Regions from separate parts of the Homo sapiens genome. Here region 2 is linked to region 1. Evidence: chromatin contacts called from ENCODE Hi-C data. All regions are on one chromosome and are shown on one strand. Each heading gives the region's core, a stretch centred on a gene start or an enhancer-like site at or near the end of the contact. The rest is flanking DNA. Distances are from core to core; before and after follow the strand shown. Region 1 has its middle 83 kb from the start of LINC00355. Region 2 holds the start of PCDH9 (protocadherin 9).

What was found. A loop is a pair of places that touch in the nucleus more often than their neighbours do. Pooled maps may share reads with other maps.
Region 2: a loop to region 1 is called in a map of A673, with 9 times the contacts of the local background. The contact joins the promoter of PCDH9 here to the enhancer-like site in region 1. A Hi-C loop is called at or near these places in 5 of 168 maps with a recorded cell type or tissue (A673, MCF 10A, PC-3 and 2 more) and 7 of 50 pooled maps.

What each region holds. Positions count from the first base shown.
Region 1 is chr13:64,156,850-64,161,894 of GRCh38, forward strand. No RefSeq gene overlaps it. Among named protein-coding and RNA genes, the nearest start is that of LINC00355, 83 kb to the left of the region's middle. Within about 2 kb of position 2,227, at least 2 of the 41 ENCODE cell types and tissues checked have a DNase peak (open chromatin) inside an H3K27ac peak, as active enhancers do; they include A673 and endothelial cell of umbilical vein, where a contact is called at or near this core.
Region 2 is chr13:67,228,320-67,233,364 of GRCh38, forward strand. PCDH9 (protocadherin 9) reads right to left here and starts at 2,017. Exons shown (of 5, transcript NM_203487.3): 1 at 1,461-2,017; 2 at 1-256. The coding sequence starts at 121. RefSeq lists a silencer at 2,288-2,427.

The sequences.
Region 1 (5,045 bases), core at 977-3,476:
TGCTATGGGTCACCCAATCAGATGGATCATGTCATTCATTTGAGCCCTCAGACATGTTGTGGTTCCCTAACTAGACTGGAAAATTCATCATCTTCTCCACAGACACCCCTAACACTTTATCTCATTGAATAACTATTATTTTTATAGACAAATTTCATATGGCATTCAATAATATCAAAGAGCATACAAATAAGGTTGTTGTTAATGTTTTGGACATCATCAGTTATGAGTAGGGATTGGGGAGTGAAAATAATTCTGTCAAGCCAATGATAATAAGAGAAACATTTAATTGTTTGGAAAATAGTTTTATTCCTCAGGATCATGATTCTTATTTTACTCATACATGAAGACAAAATCAGAAAATATACATAAACTTATTTTTTGATTGATTGTAAATGCATTTATATGTCTTCAATCAAGAAAATAATCATATTTTAAACTTATTATACCTATAATCAATAAAATGTAAAATGTAATTTAAATCAAGTCTTCTTCCTTCCTGTTGACTTTGGATAGTCTGATGACAATATGCTTGGTGAAATTAGTTTTGCAATGTATCTTTTAGCAGTTCTCTGAGTTTCTTTCAGCTGGGTTCTAAACCTCTGGTAAGACCAGGGAAGTTTTCCAACTCTTCTTATTATCTGGAAAACTTATGAGCAGTTAAGAGTCCCTACATTTTGATGTTTTTCATGATGGCCATAGTATATTTAAGAATAATATTTTAGAAACTATTTTTCTTTTAAATAGAAATACAAAATAAAGGGTCTAAAATGTTTACGTGTTAGAACTAAATGTTTAAACATTATAACTAAATGGTTTTTTAAATAAACTAAAAAAAAACCTGTGGTATTTTAATTTTATACTTCATTACTCCATATTACTCCATGACACAAAATTAAAAATGAAGATGCAACTAAGATGACAAATTATTTTAATTGATATACAACTGCAAATATCTCATTGGTAAAGTACTTTGTCTTTTACTTTCCTGGATTCTTTAGGCATAAATAATAGTTACAAATGCTTCGTAAAGGAATAGAAACCCGTATAGTACTTATGTAGAAAGAAATTTACTGGAATATTAGCTTTAATATAAAAATTTTAATCTAAGGCTTCATATTATTATACAGCATAGAAGTTGAAATATTATGAAACCATTAATATGTTCACTCTCAATGGCAAAAGGTAGATACAATACCATAAACAAAAATAATGCCTATTTTAGTTCCCATTGGCTGCCACAAAAATTACAACAAACCACATGGCTTTAAACAACAGAAATGAATTATTTCACAGTTCTGTATTCCAGTCTAAAACCAAGTTTTTGGCATGGTCTGTTTCTTCTGGAGTCCTTGAAAAAGAACATGTCCCACTCCTCTACCCCAGTTCCTGGTGACTGCTTGAACTTTTTGGCATGCCTTGGTTTGTAGTTGCATAACTTCAGTCTTAGTCTCCAACTTCACATAGCTTCCTCCGTTGTATTTCTTCTTGTCCAAATCTGCCTCTGATTCGATCTTATAGGGACATCTTCATTGCTTGTAGGGCCCACCCTAATTTCAGAATGATTTCATCTGAAGATTCTTGTCTTAATTACATCTGAAAAGATGTAGTTTTCAAAATGAAGTAGGTTTCCTGTGTGTGTGTGAGTGTGTGTGTGTGTGTGTGTGTGTGTCCAAACAAGGTCTTATTTCCCAGGTTCTGGTGATTAGGACTCAAACCTATCTTCTGTGGGGGCCACTGTTCAATCCATTCCAGTGTCAATCAAGTTATAAAAAAAATACGAAACACTTACTATATGCTCTGTCATGTACTAAGTGTTTTGAGAGCCATTAGTTTATTTAAGTACCAAAATGAACCTATGAATAATTCTGCCTCTGAAGGAAGAGTTTCTAGTTTCAAATGCTGGCTCCATCATTGGCATATAACCTGACTTTATCACGCTTCAATTTTCTCATCTAGAAAGCGGGCATAATAAGGATTGTTGTATTTAGTGAGCTAATATAAAAATATGTGTATGTTAAAAACACATAATAAATCTAACAAGCACACCACAAAACGAATAGTAAATATATTTGGTACTGCAAGTTGGATTTTCAATTATAATGAAATAACTGACTAACAAATCTGTCCGTTCTCCAAAAACAAGTAGAAACTGCATGAAATATTTGAAACAATGATTTTTGAATCATGAGTCACAGGAAAACATATAACAATGGCCAATGAGAGAAGGAAAATTAGCACTGTGGGTGACACAGCCAACCCAAACTCTGTCTGGCGGCAGTTTCCTGATCTTAGTGCAGACAAGGGAACTGAAACACAACAAAGAACTTACTGAAATGTAGAGATAATTGAATTTGGGTAGGATAAGAAGTCTGAAATTTGTAAAGCAGAATTTGTAAAGAGAAGCAGATCAGCATAAAGATCACTTTCAGTTGGGGTTAGGATTCTCGGTTGCTTATACATAATCAGAAAATTCCCAAGGCTTGAAAACATTTTTTACAAAGACCTATAAACGTAACAATTCACATAATTCATACAAGATTGAAAAAGCTTAACATTATCCATGTTTTATCAAATTTGAACTATCAATTCTTTAGAATATATATGACATATACATATTTAACAATTTACATTAGGCACACATAAAAATGTCATTAAAGTCACTCATAAGAAAATACAAAATTAAATAATTCAAACTTAAAGCTGTTAGAACTTTATCCTGAGTCTTGAGAGGAATGCAGGTATATAACCTGAGTCATGCTGCATGTAGCTGCAACTTGTTTTTTTTTGTTTGTTTGTTTGTTTTGTCTTTTAAACTTCCTTGAAATATAGTAATCTGTAACCAATCAAATTGCTGTGGTGTGTGCACTTGGTCTTGTACAGAAAATGTTGTAATCCTGCTAGAACTTCTGTTTTTGCCTACATAATTGAAACTTTAACTTTTCCACTTTGCAAAATGCTGCCCCCATTCATTTAGTGTCCATGATTTCCCCCAGTGACCAACCTCAAGCTTTGTACTTGAATAGACTGGATAATTAATCATATTTTCTGAGTCTCATTATTTAAGTTTGAAAAAAGCCACCAGCCCAATGAAGAAGGGCAAAAACATTGAGCAGATCTCAAAAAGATCTATAAATGTACCGATATATTTACTATATGAACAAATAGCACAACAAATACTGAACATTTTTTGACATTGGTGAAATGTGGATATCATGTATTGGCAAGGATGTGCACCAACTGGCATTTTTGTAGAATATAAATGTATATCTTGTTTGGGATGGTGATTAACTAGACATACACATTTGTCAAAACTTGTGAAACTGGAAATTGTACATTTAAATTGAGTGTATTTAATTTTGTGTAAAATGCACTTCTATAATATGGATTTAGAAAGTAATAAATATTTTGAATAACAAAGTGTTAGACTTTGAATTAATTTAATATTTTCTTTGTAAATTTGTTAATCTTCAATGATACATGTGCCTTCCTTTTATAATTAAATGAATAAACAGTTAATATAAATGACTAATTGGGTCAAGTCTCTTTTTTTAACTAGTATAAATACATCTTAATGAGACAGTCAGTTGGAGCACTCTGAAACTTTGGTCCTTAGAATAAATACATGAGTGATTTATACAATAGCAGTGAGTGTTTGTGCTACATTTTAATTCACTAACATATACCAACCAGTATGGGAAGCAGAAAAATCTACTCTGTTAATCAGGGCATGCCTGCTGACCTCTTGAATTTTATTCTATATTTCTTGATCCCCAGGTAAAGCATTAAGGTCTGACCTGCTCTATGTCTGCACATGCATTGATTTGTAACACCAAATAAGGCAGCACAATCAAAGAGAAAAGTCAGACAGAAACATCAGCTCCTTGCATAAGATGAAAGCTCTGCTGTTAATCATACTATTGATGGCATCACTAATGTAGTTAGCAACTAAATTTAGAAAAAGAGAAAGGATTCATTTATCCTCATCAAATCTGCTTTCATGCCTGTGTTCTTAGGAAAGTGGACTGCTAATTATCTAGGATATTTGTGCATTTAAAATTTAGTCCTTTCTTCCTTTCTTTCTTCCTACCCTTCTTCCAAGCCAGTGTGTTTATGAAAATAAATACTGAAGTAACACCTTCCACCATAACACATTCAATAATGCCATAACCTGTGCAAACCTTCAGACAAAAAAACTTTCTTACTTGTTGATTAATCTCATACATAAACATGTTCAAACTAAAACAAAGAGAGAACATAGGAATAATTTTTAGAAGCAAGTTTGTAATGTAACTAATACATTTAGTGCCAGAAGGTGAACATGTATACATGTGCAACTTCATTGTTAAAATATTTTGAAAAGTATAAAGTACTAATTAGCATAATAAATATACAATAATATTATCTATTACCAGAAGTAGCACAAAGCCCTTGATTATCAAGTTTTAGAGTGTCTCCATTGTTGCTTTGTGAGATATTCTGGGGACTGAGCGAAAACTTTCTCTTTATTAACAACAGGAAAATTATAATGTATTGGCTACTCTGAAAAGTGAAATAGCTACAAAACATTGTAAAGAAAACCTGAAATTCTTCATTAACATTAAAATTTGACCACTAATCTTGGTGAGTTCCTTATTTCAAACAGTAATTCCTATTTCATGATATTTAAAAATTATTAGTAACATTAGAGTTCATATAGCGCCTCCCAATCAGCAAACACACTATTACCGGAGAAGAAATTGACATATTAACTACATGAATCCTTTCATTGTTGAATCATTCCAGTTAAACACAAATACACACACACACAGATACACACACAGACACAGATACACACACACATACACACACACCTGTTTTTCTCCCCCTGTAGAACTACAACTGTATGTTACTGGTATAAGTTCAGACCTCTAGCATCAGATAACAAATACCCTTCACCTTCTACATAAATAGATAGTCCTTCCAATTTTGAAAGCCAGTCTAGGGTCTTAAATGCTTCTCTTCTAGGCTGTCTAAAGTGAGCAGTAGTATGCTGAAGCAAGATT
Region 2 (5,045 bases), core at 767-3,266, 3.1 Mb after region 1:
CTATGGGCACATTTTCAGGCAATTCCTCTCTAATAGTGTAAATAAGTTCTTGAGCTATTGCGGAATCCAGCCTTAAACAGGCAATCAGAGCAGCCAACAGGTAAAAATCCCTCAGGTCCATGATAATGTATTTATTTTCTTTTCCTGGATTTTAGGGTTTAAAGGTTTCCACTGAGGAATGATGCACAAATTGCAAGAGGAAGCGTGCATGGACTGGAGGATGCATTATATCTCATCACTTATTTGGAGACAGCCGCTGTCAACACAATTGTATAGACAATATTATTCTTCAGTAAATAAAAACACACCGTCACAAAATATCACCACACATTTTCCCCTGAACATTAGTAAACATGGCAGTTTGCTCTGCCACTGTTTGCAAGTTTACTCTGTGGAGAAAAACACTAAATATCTCCTGCTGGTTGCATTTGCCGGGAGAAAATAAAATTTTCTACTTTTGAATTAAGGACAGCTGCTATTTTTACCTATATTCACGCACGTTGTTTTTCAGAATACTGTTTAATTCAAAACATGCATTCTTGTTCTCCTCTTCCCCTCCCCCTGTCTCACCCTCCTCCTAGCCTCTAACCTACCTCCCTCAGTCTTTTCAGGTGCAAGTGAAAAACACTAAGTATTTAGCTACGGTTCCTGCTAATTGCTTTGTCACATGTCAAATGTGTTTTCTTCTCTGCCCCACTGAGTCACCTATCTTTTCTAAAAAGGCTATCTTTTTCTTTCCTCCCAGTTCTTCAACTGCCTTCTAATACAATCTTACTGGGAAACGAGCATCCGGACATGCCGCTGCAGCGGCATCAGAAGCAATAGTCACCGGCCTCTACACATCCTCATTGCCTAAAAGCACAACAACAAGACTTCAGATTTCTTGCCCACAGCTTGCTCTCCTTTCTCCATATTGACAAATTATCCTCATTAGGATTCATAAACACATTAAAACTTTTAAAAATGTATAATAATATAGGATTCATTTTCCTAGAGGTGGAAGAGAGTGCCGAGATATAAGTGAAACGCAGCTAACATTCCCATGTAACATCACAATATTTTCTACTGAACATAAAAGAGAAAAAAAATGCAATTTCTTAATCCTGATCTCTGGTTAGAATATTAGTAACATTTGCCACACATAAATACTGCAACCCAATCATGCAGGTAAAAAGGCTTCTGCTTAGATAACTGCAGTTTAAATGGGTGCAAGGCTCCAGGCAGCTACCTACTTGAGTAGGACTGGTCAGTTCTCAGGCTCTAATCTTATCTGCATTAGGCTGCACAGTAGCTGATGCCCGCGATTAGTTCCGGCAGAGTGATGCAGGTAGGGATGCAGATACAGCCGAGTAGGTGAGCTCTGCCCCAACCGTCTACCCAATTACAAGCATCTTTCGCCTACACTGAGGACACATCTAAACACAGAATTTACAATTGTGCATGCGAAACTTTACACTTACGTTAGTTGCCTCAACCTTTCCCCTTTCCCAGTATGCTGCAGTTAGGAATGATTTGTTCCAACACATAGAAAGCCATGCATCTGGTAGCACCAGTTTGGGGAGAAATCAGAAGCAGCAAAATGTTTCCTCCTTGTAAAATGTGTTGCTTCGGGCTGGCAAATTAGCAACTCCAGAGAACAAATTCACGGATTTGTCGTTAGTCATTCTCTCCACATTTCGTCTCTCTTACCCACTGGGTCTGGGTTCTTCTGGGCATTTAGCACACACAACACATAGTTGCACTTCTTCAGCTCAGGGATATTTTCCACAGCAGCATGCATACCATTTCCATCCGATGCCAATACTGCTTAAGTCTCTAACTTCTTGTAGGAAACGTCAGAGTTGCGGTGATGATGATTCTCTGACAGCTATCCGGGTGACAGTTGCCCGAAAAATTCCTAATCGGTTATCTCTTGCGTGCTTCAGAGACTCTGAGGCGCTCCTTTCCGTCTCGCGTGCTCTCCCTCTCTCCCTTCCCCTCTGCCCCTCTCTCCTTCTCCCTCTCCTCTCTCTGAACTGAATTTCTTGATATAACTCTCAATAAGCCCAGAGGGAGGGCGTGACTGCCCAGGCCCCGCCCCCGGGCTCTGATTGGCCTGCATCTTGCGGCGCGGGCGGCCGCAGCCCGGCGCGAGGGAGGGAGCGCGGAACAAGGCGCTGACTGTCTCCCAGCCTCCCCTCCTCCGCGCCCCCTCGGCAGCAGCGAAAACCCGGAAATCTGATCCTGGCCCCAGGAGAGCCGGGTTCCATGAGGTGCACTGAGCATGCTCTGCAGGGTCCGGCGTGGGAGGGACGCGCTGGCGCTCCCCAGGCCCGGGCGGAAGCGGCGCTCGCAGGCGCTGAAAGCGAGCGACCCTCTGAGCCCGGGTGGTCCGGCGGGCAAGGGCGGCGCGGGAGACCCGCAGGGCGCGGGCGCGGATCCGGGGAACCAGGGCCACCGCTGCGGGCGGATGGGGGTCACCGAGGCGGCTCGTCTCCAGGCGCACACTTCGCACATCTCTTTGCTAAGTGAAGGGGCCAAAATGCACAGATGGGGGAGTCTACCCAGGAACAGAGGCGCGAGACGTATAGCCACCCCTGGGTTGGGAGCACGAGCCAGCAGATCCCCGGAGCGCGTTAAACGGACAACATGCCCGGTGCTGCAAATAGAGGCTTTTGCTGGCAGGGACATTGGAAAGAAGGGCGGAGAGGGAGTACAGCGAAAGGTGGGGACCGCAGAATTTGGAATCTCTGCGGAGACCGGAAAGAAAATTAATCGGAGCACTTCCTACATGCAGAGCCACGGAAACTGCCTTGGAAAGAGAAAGTGGCAGCGTCTGGGTCCCCTCGGTCAGCCCGGGCCAGTCGGCTGCGCGTGCGAAGTCTCCTCTAGCGGAGCGGGACCGGCCGCGGCGGTGGATCGTGGCGGTCCCTGCACTTCTGCTCCAGCCGCGCCTGGAAACCTGAGCCCGGACTCGCGGCTGCTGCAAAACCCGCTTCCAGCCCACCTCACTGCGAACTTTGCTTCCGAGGGGCTGGAAGGAGTCCCAGGCAGCTGTTTCCCAAGCTGTGGAACACTTCCTTTCCCCTAGGCACTTTCTGCTGATTCCAACTTTCTTTCCTGTGATTTTCGTCTTTTCCCGTGCATTTCATTTCTCCGACTCCAGCTCTGTACTAAATCCTCACAAGTTTCTCGTTTTCATACGGGAACTGGATGGAATGACTCCCCAAAAAATACAGCTTTATTTCTCAAATACTGACCCCCAAAGCACTATCTAGTAATATATTTGATTGATCTTTCAAAGTCAGTAAACCACAAAGGTTTGTGTAATGGCTTGTACTTAACGCCTGATACCTGAGTAAAGTTTGAAGCATTAACATAGGAACAGTTCACTTGGAACAAAAATTTATTTTCTGAATGACCTATAAAGGTTGTCAGAGAAGGTCTTAGTACATGATTGAATAACTTGGTCTAACTTACAGGAAGAATAAAGGGCATTTATTTTAAACCTGTGTGTTCCCCATTCTATAATGGGCTGCCTAGGCATTAAAGGCTCTTGACATACTTAAGCTCTTGACTGAGGGCGTGTTGGAGATTACCCCTTGTTTTTGAGTACAATAGTTTTGTTTGCTTTTTTTCTTTTTTAAGTAACATTTGTTTTTAGACGTTTAAATGAAAAGTAAAAAAAAAAAAAAACACCAATCAAGCTTACTAAGCCATATATTGAATAAATAATGACATGATTTAACCAACTAATTTGACATCACAATTTTCCAACATGAAATTGTAAGCTCTTTTTAATTCAAACTTTTCTGAGTTAATATTCACAGTTCAACTGCAGTGTCTAAAAGCCCACTGTAAAATCCATTAATCCCTTATATGTAAAATATAAAATACTTTCCTTGCAGATAATAGACTGATATTTTTTAAATAGCAAAGCAACTTTTATTATAGTAATATTTTGTATGATTAGAATATATAAAATTCAAGAATAGAAAGGACTTACAAGTATCCCAAAGTGAAAAGAAAAATATTGCCTCACAGAATAATGTCAGTGAATGAAAGGATGATTCTTTTATCTTACCACAGTAAACGATCATTTTGCCATTCACAAAATCTACAATTAAAGCTAGTACATTGTTCCAATTGTCACCTATTTTATGCACTGCACTGTTTTTAAATAAATGAACCATCATTGTGATACATTTACAATAAACATAGCAGCACAGCCACTTTCCAGTTCATTTCATAAGCACCACAGTTATATCATATTCTTATTCTAATCATACCGTAGTCATTTCAAAGTCATGTTGTAGTCGCAACACATAGCTTAGCAATAATTATTTAACATCATTATTAAACGGAGTTGTTTCTCTTTGCTAAGGATAGCTTCACGTGTTGGCAGAACCCATTATTACCTCCTGCTCATAAATGAAATCTTAGTTTGAACACAAGATGAAGGTTAGAGAAGAGAAAAAAAAAATCATCACATGATTCAATTAATGACTATGAGACTTCAATTAAAGAAAACCACAGGTCAAAGCCCCAGAATGAAATATGTCTAGATTCTTTTCAAAGGAGATGGAGTTTCAGAGACAAATAGAGCTATGGACTCAGGGCATTATATCCTTTAGGTGTTTATTTGGCATTATCTGAACGACTGAGATTCCTTAATGTTCTCAGTTTTACCTCTTAAATCTAGAATAGTTGAGGCTGGTTTGCCCTATAATAATCCGACTTCTAAACTCTAAAATGAGAACTATTATTAGAGATCTTATTAATATTCCTAGAGGAAAATTAAATATAAAGGGTCATATTCCTAACCCTGTGTTATCACAACTTAAGGTTTCTTCCCAAAACACTATATAAATCATTTTCATAATGAGAGCTGTTCATAATCTACCTCTCCAATATTAATTTTTTAAGTTAGGTCTGTGTAATTATGAATCAGGAAAATATTCTTAATTTCAGTTTTTGTAAGGGAACACCTATTTGTTTTTATGCTGTGTTTTATCATTGTTTTTCCTTAGTGAATTTAATAAAATGTTAGATTTCTAATATCGATC